Regions from separate parts of the Homo sapiens genome. Here regions 1 and 2 are each linked to region 3. The links are chromatin loops, found by intact Hi-C in ENCODE. Cell type or tissue: endothelial cell of umbilical vein. All regions are shown on one strand.

Region 1 (2,500 bases), 91 kb after region 3:
TGGGAGACGAAGGTTGCAGTGAGCCAAGATCGCACCACTGCACTCCAGCCTGGGCAACAGAGTGAGACTCAGAAAAAAAAAAAAAAAAAAAAAGAACGAACGAACGAAGGAAAGAAGAAAAGAAAGAAAAAAAGAGAGAAAGAAAAGAAAGAAAGAAAGAAAGAAAAAGGAAAAGAAAGAAGGAAGGAAAGAAACAAAGAAAGAAAGAAAAGGTTTTAATGAGTAGAGGCCAGCCTGCAGGGGGAGAAACCTCTACAAGGGCAACTGAAAAGCTTCAGCACACTGACTGACCTTCATCTCAGACTCAACTATTACCAATCTCTAAAGCAAATTCCTCTGCAGCCTGGGAGGGGGCATTGAGGGGCAGGAACCACCACCATACCTCACAGCATGATTTAAGTCATCTCCCAACAACTATAATTAAGAAAACTGAGTTAACAAAAAGGGCACCTTACTTTGTCTCCTAACTGTCAATTTTCCAGAGAGACAAGAGTCAGCAGGGAATGATGTTAAATGAAAACATACCCCTAATTTTCTCTGGCCTGCCTGGCAGTCAGGAGACCACCAGACACCAGACATTGTCTATCCCCCACACAGCCCCTCACCCAGTCATCATCCAAGCGCAGTTTATGAGCCTTCTTTATGACCCAGGCAGCCTAACGGGTTTTTTTTTCAGAACCATCTGGGCCCTTTGTGACTTAAATTCCTATTAAAGAAGTTGAAGTCTCCAAGAACAATGGTTGTGAATGAGACATTTTAAACAGTGGTCAGAGAAGTAACTTATTTCAGCCTTGCCCAATGTTAAAATATCAAGACAAAGGGCTGGTGTGGGTGTATTTTTAGAATGATGTAAAGATGTAAATGGACAACTTAGTGAAGGCTGTCCTTGCCCTTGGGCAATTATTTCTACCTCTCTGTCTAGACATCCAGTCTACACTGGAAAGGACCTACGATTTGACAAAAGAAGGTTTTGGATAAATAATGGGTCCCCCAATCCTGTTTGCAAAAGAAAAATCAACAAGCAAGAAAACAAAAGATCTGCAAAGAGCACTGAGAAGGGGACATGTAGGGACCTGTATGCAGAGGAGAGCGCTCTAGAGAAAAGTTACTAGGTCCTCTGCCCCTTGCAAAGGGGAGTGAACTTGTGGGTGTTTACACGTACCAGGTGGCTTCCCGTTGAAAGGGGGCCCCCAGAAATCCTTTAGAGCGCTGACAGTGCAAATAGCTAGCACCTATTCAGCTCAGGCAACAAGGTCTTTGGGCACCACCTAGGATGTTTTGAAGCCCCTCACGCAGCGACCAGCATTTTGCAGATCTAAGGCTGTGTTCGCCTCGCACGGCGCCCCCTTGTGGTCTGATGGGAAATGAAAGGTGGAGGACAATTGGTTTTTACAACCGATTTCATCTCTAACGTGCCTGGGAAATAGGAATGCTAGTGCAGACCTGATTCGCTGTTGTGAAAATAAGCATTCAAAATAATTCTTAAGCGCTCCACAACCACGTAGCAGTACGATTACTTCCTTGCTGCACATCTCCCTAGCCTCTTGTATATTTCAGACACAGGGCATCTTGGACCATGAGTTCATCTTTCCCATCTCACTACCTAACTAACACAAAGAGTTCAATTCATGTTTGTTGACTGGCTAACTGAACCCAAAGGAATGAATCCACCTCCAAGCTCCTCCACCCCCATCCCACATTGGAGGATCCTTTTTTTTTTTTTTTAAACGGAGTCTGCCTCAGACACTCAAGACTGGACTGCAGTGGAGCTGTGTCCGGAATTGGTGGGTTCTTGGTCTCACTGACTTCAAAAATGAAGCCGCGGATCCTCGCGGTGAGTGTTACAGTTCTTAAAGGCAGCGTGTCTGGAATTTGTTCCTTCTGATGTTCGGATGTGTTCAGAGCTTCTTCCCTCTGGTGGGGTTTGTGGTCTCACTGGCGCATGAGTGAAGCTGTGGACCTTCGCAGTGAGTGTTACAGCTCTTAAGGCTGCCCGTCTGGAGTTGCTCGTTCCTCCCAGTAGGTTCGTGGTCTTGCTGGTTTCAGGAGTGAAGCTGCAGACCTTCACAGTGAGTGTTATAGCTCATAAAGGCAGTGTGGACCCAAAGACTGAGCAGTAGCAAACTTCACTGCAAAAAGCAAAAGAACAAAGCTTCCACAGCGTGGAAAGACACCCGTACAGAAAAGTACCCGAGCGGGTTACCACTGCTGGTGCAGGCAGCCTGCTTTTATTCTCTTATCTGGCCACACCCACATCCTGCTGATTGGTCCATTTTACAGAGAGCCGAGTGGTCTGTTTTGACAGGGCGCTGATTGGTGCGTTTACAATCCCTGAGCTAGACACAAAGGTTCTCCACCTCCCCACTAGATTAGCTAGATACAGAGTGTGGACACAAAGGTTCTCCAAGTCCCCACAAGAGTAGCTAGATACAGAGTGCCGATTGGTGTATTTACAATCCCTTAGCTAGACATAAAGGTTCTCCAAGTCCCGCCCAGACTC
Region 2 (2,500 bases), 69 kb after region 3:
GGTTTCACTGTGTTAGCCAGGATGGTCTCGATCTCCTGACCTCGTGATCCGCGATCCTTGCCCTCCCAAAGCGCTGGGATTACAAGCGTGAGCCACCACGCCCAGCCTGTTTGTTTGATTGTTTGTTTGTTTTTTGAGACGGAGTTTCACTCTTTTTGCCTAGGCTGGAGTGCAGTGGCAAGATCTCAGCCCACTGCAACCTCCGCCTCTCGAATTCAAGTGATTCTCCTGCCTCAGCCTCCCGAGTAGCTGGGATTACAGGCACATGTCACCACACCCGGCTAATTTTATATTTTTAGTAAAGACGGAGTTTCACCATGTTGGCCAGGCTGGTCTCCAACTCCTGACCTTAGGTGATTCTCCCGCCTTGGCCTCCCAAAGTGCTGGGATTACAGGCATGAGCCACTGCGCCCGACATGCCCGCTTCTGTTTTTTAAACGAAAGATGAACAGTTAAGCTGGACTTAGCCTTGGTTTTCCATTAGCATTATTGCTAAGTTGGCAACCTTGGATAAAATCCACTCTTGGAAACTTTTAAGCTGAACAAAAGCTGCACTATGAGCAGGTGCTATGATAAAGCCAAGACAGCGCTCTAAGTAGAGGGGCTGATGAAATAGACTAAGGGGAGATCTTCATTTCTCTCCTGGACAATAGCGAGTAAAAAAAAAAAAACAATCATATAAGGGCATTAGGAACACATTGTGTTTTTCTTTAGCAAAGGGCATCCTGCTTTGAAAAGGAAGGTTTGCTATGCACAATACAGTGGCCATTCTATAAAGTGGTTCCGTATGCTCCATGCCAACAGACCTCAAAGCAATAGGTTCCTTTTTTAAACCCAAGACAGTGGAGAGACTTGATGGAAATTTTGAGTGCATACTAATCTCTTTTACTTCGTTGCAAGAAACAATCAGTTGTAAGCACTAGGGATTAAAAGCCAAATTGAACTCAGGCATTTTGAGAGCGCCTGGGGAGAAGGCATTGGTGCATTTGGCTGAGTTCCACCCATTTCAGCATAAGATGGACGTGGAGCATTTTTCACATAGTTCTGTAGGCAGCCTGACGCCAGAGTTTTCACTTCAGAGAAAGGATAAAAGTTGACGGTTTCTTAGGGAACAACCAACTCTTCCTCATTTGCAATGTCTGTTCTCCTCAAAGATGTCGTGGGCAACGCTTGAGATGGGCACTCAATGACTCAAAGGGTGGGGGTTAGGCAGAAACAAGACCCTGGGCATTTAGAAGCCCTTGGACGATTACATATATTTCAAAATGAGTTAAGTTCAAATAATTTTTTGCTGGTGCTTAGCACACCAATGAAGTATGTAGATATGAAAACAGGAGGCTGCTAGGTAAGATTCATTTTATTGGCACTGGTTCCAGATGCCAGCATCGTGATGAACGCTATTTGACTTCTGATATCCCTTGACGTAGGTACTGTTGGGGATGTTTTCTTTCCTGGTGGAAATGGGAAAATGATTAGAGACCAGAGGTCAGGAGACCTGAATTCTGTTCCTGGTGCCTCCCTGACTCAGTATTTTGTTTGTTTGATACGTTAGAATGAAAGCTCCCAGAGGTTTCTAAGGACAGCACAGTTTGAGCATTGGCTTTGTAAAAGTACTCTGGTGACCTGTGGAATTACAGTTATAATCATCATAATAATGTCCAATGAAGAGGCATACTGAGGAAGGCATGAGAGGAATTTTAAGTGGCTAAACTCTATTTGCATTATTCATTTTACAAATTGTTTCAGAGCCTTAAAGCAAATTTCAGTATGCGGTACTTTAGATGCAAAATGCTCCTCTAGGACTTTCATAAGTTACACACAAGTATCCCTTAAAGTATATTTCAGAAATATGCTTGCAGTGCATCAACTCTATCTGATGAACTTTGAGATGATCACAATTAAGGGTGATAGAGATATTTTAGGGATTTTTTTTCTCATTGGGATTCAAGAGGGATTTAAAAGTTTACTAACCTGGGCCAGATGCAGTGGCTCACACCTGTAATCCCTGCACTTTTGGGGGCTGAGGTGGGTGGATCACCTGAGGTCAGGAGTTTGAGACCAGCCAACATGATGAAACCCTGTCTCTACTAAAAATACAAAAAATTAGCTGGGCATGGTGGCGTGCACCTGTAATCTCAACTACTCAGGAGGCTGAGGCAGGAAAATCACTTGAACCCGGGAGGCAGAGGTTGCTGTAAGCTGAGATTGTGCCACTGTACTCCAGCCTGGGGAGCAAGAGCAAAACTCCATTTCAAAAAAAAAAAAAAAAGTTTACTAACGTGGTGTCTACTTGTCTCCTTCCTGTTATGTCTTCTTTCTTTGGTTTCTTTCTATCTTTTTATGAGGGAGAGTTGAGGGATGAGTGCTTAGTTAGGAGGCAAGGAGATTCAAGGACTCAGGCTTGGAAATTTACACCTCTGTGCCTTCTCTCCCACAGGTGATAACCCCCGTGAGGACAGGCCATGGCTACGTATACGAGTACCCATCCAGATACCAAAAG
Region 3 (2,500 bases):
AGTCAGTTAACATATTTTTTTCAACCTCTTTTCTTCTCTTACCAGTATGATTAGTTATATTAAAATACTTACTTGTGACCTTTAAATTCTTTTTTTCAGCCTTACTCCCCAAATTGTTTGGTCTCAGTTCTGTTTTAAACGAATCCACAGCCTCTCAGTTTCTGAGTTCTTTATTTTGATTCATTTTTTATTTGGCTGGATTGGTTTTCAAGACACACTTTTTATTTGCAAAAAGAACCCATGGATGCTGTGTTCCTTGAGGTTTGATTCGTTCCTAAATATCTGCCTCCTGCTTTCTTACTCAAGGAACAACTGGGCTAGAGATTGAATTCTTGGGGACCCCTTCTCTTGCTCAATCTTTATAGACACCACTCCACTATCCCTGGTGGTTCCCCAAGCAGTGACCTATGAGCGCGGGATGCTGGGGCATGTGGTTCCTCACAGAGCCCTGATTCTTCCTCTGGGGGCGCCATCTCACTCAGACTGCAGCCTGGGCATGCTCCTGTCACCTCGAGGAGGTGATGGGAGTCCAGCTTTTGTTGGGCCCCCTCTCGCCACTGCCCAGCCCCTGGGCTCAATCTGCATTTCCAGTGGGGAGGTAGCCGGTTGCAAAGCCCCTTCTCCATCTACAAGAATGGCAGCAGAGGCTGACCCTCCTTCCTTGCCCCAGACCTGCCTTCCACATCCGGGGAACTCTGATGGTTGCCGTTTCCCTTCTTCCATGAAGGAGGCTCTACCACTGTCCCTATTTTAAAGATGAGGACACTGAGACATAGAGGAATTAAGGAATATGCCCGTGTTCAGATAGCTAATAAGCTCAAGTCTAGACTTGAACCTAAGAAGACTAAGAGATGCTCTGATATCTACATGGATTATTGTGAGAGAAATGGTCTCTATCTTGACTAAGGTTTGCAAGGATGTAGGCTTACAGAAGCATACATTAAAATTTGGGTTAGGACTAAGAACAAACTTCCTTTCTTGAGAGCAACAGGGCTCAGTCTACCAAAAGAGGTTATAAGTACCCTGTGTAAATGTCCCAGACAAAAATGGCACCTATGCACATGTGACCTCATGGCACCTATCCACGTGTGACACCCTTCCAGCCAACCAAACAATGACCTCATGATGTCAAAGGCCAGGAATGTGAATTGGGAAGGCGAAAATAACAGCTTGCTTTCACTTTCCAAGCACAAGCCAGCCAGCCCAAGACGTTTCTCTCTGCCATGTGCTCCCTGCAGTTCAAGAGGGCCATCCATGCGCCAGACAGATTAAACACTAAAGGAATTCTAGACGATCACTCCTGGGAGGGTTTTTTTCCACTACTTTCTAATCCAATGAAGCCTGGGCTGGCAAAGGCAGTTGAATTGAGAGTGGCTAAATATGCAGAGTCCTTGGAGGTTAGAATACAGTCTGTCTACCAAGAGAAGGCATTTTGCCTTCAGTCTGTCTGGATTTCTAATATCTACTGCAGACTATTAATCATGAAGGCCAGACTCTTGAACCTCTTTGAGTTGTTTCACATTTAATCAGAATCCTCCCCCTTACACACACAAAAAAGCTACAAAATCCTGCCTGGTTATCTGATTTAAATGAATTTTAACATTCAAACAATGGTTTATCTGGAACATATCCCCTGCATCGAACGTATATTTAATAGCTTTGAAATAAAGTCAAACAAAACCAAAAATGCAATTACTATGCATGTCATGAAATCATCAGAATTAAAAATTAGCCAAGGTCATATTGTTCATTTCCTTTAGATTTCCTGTTAAAACACTGGTTACCCCAGATTTTCACCATCAGGAAATGGGAAAAAAATTGAATAACTCATTTTCTATAAGACAATTTCCATCAAATTGTATTGGGTGAGAATTTGGCCCAGAATTTACACTTTAATGTATGATTTTGCATTTTAAATGTCATCTGATTTTATTTGTGATTTTCACATTAAGCAGATGTCATAATTTACCTGAATTCCATGAATAGCTCTGTTCATCCACATACCCATTTTCCATGTATTTAACTGAGCTTTAACTTATTTTATTCTTTTAATGAATGTATACTGTGTTTAACTCAGACTTTTCTATTTTGGCTTTCTGAGATGTGAGGATGGAAATGCTTTTCTCTAAGAACCCTATTCTGGGATAGGGAAGCCAAATTGGAAATGTGGAGCCACACTGATATACAGCTTCCAGAATAGTCATATTTCCCCGTTCCAACCACACATAAATTCCTAAACTTGCTTCACACAGAGAATCTGGGAAGTGAACAAAGCCTATGTTTTCCCTCTTCTACTCTCCAAAGTGTGGGTTGTGTGTTGGCACCTTAGGACAGGAAGGGAATTTAGACCGCATGCTCTTGATTGCACAGTCTGGGAGGGTATGGGGTGGTAAGGAGAGCAAATGTTCAGCTAGGCCAGTAGAATGTTGCCACCAATCTGTCACTAACGCAGCTGCCAAAATTTTCACATTGCCGAGAAAGTAAGTCTTTAAAGCAAAGG

What was found. Peaks named below come from ENCODE experiments on the same cell type or tissue, not always from the same donor. Only the 100,000 strongest peaks of a DNase experiment are listed, where the experiment ranks them.
Region 1: a loop joins it to region 3, with 8 times the contacts of the local background. A loop is called at or near these places in 7 of 110 quality-filtered maps.
Region 2: it touches region 3 in a loop (4-fold over the local background); 6 of 110 quality-filtered maps call a loop at or near these places.

The regions. Positions count from the first base shown.
Region 1 is chr6:11,171,529-11,174,028 of GRCh38, reverse strand. No RefSeq gene overlaps it. Among named protein-coding and RNA genes, the nearest start is that of NEDD9, 60 kb to the left of the region's middle. RefSeq lists an enhancer at 1,179-1,473. In endothelial cell of umbilical vein, a CTCF peak has its summit at 1,374 (motif pointing left); a DNase peak (open chromatin) is centred at 1,338.
Region 2 is chr6:11,193,630-11,196,129 of GRCh38, reverse strand. It overlaps NEDD9 (neural precursor cell expressed, developmentally down-regulated 9), which reads left to right. Exons shown (of 7, transcript NM_006403.4): 3 at 2,438-2,500. Among named protein-coding and RNA genes, the nearest start is that of NEDD9, 38 kb to the left of the region's middle. RefSeq lists enhancers at 1-105, 106-972. In endothelial cell of umbilical vein, no CTCF peak of the experiment used is centred here; DNase peaks (open chromatin) are centred at 889 and 1,429; H3K27ac peaks cover 2,326 bases.
Region 3 is chr6:11,262,275-11,264,774 of GRCh38, reverse strand. It overlaps a transcript of NEDD9 not described here. Among named protein-coding and RNA genes, the nearest start is that of NEDD9, 31 kb to the right of the region's middle. In endothelial cell of umbilical vein, no CTCF peak of the experiment used is centred here; DNase peaks (open chromatin) are centred at 1,224 and 1,774; H3K27ac peaks cover 1,170 bases.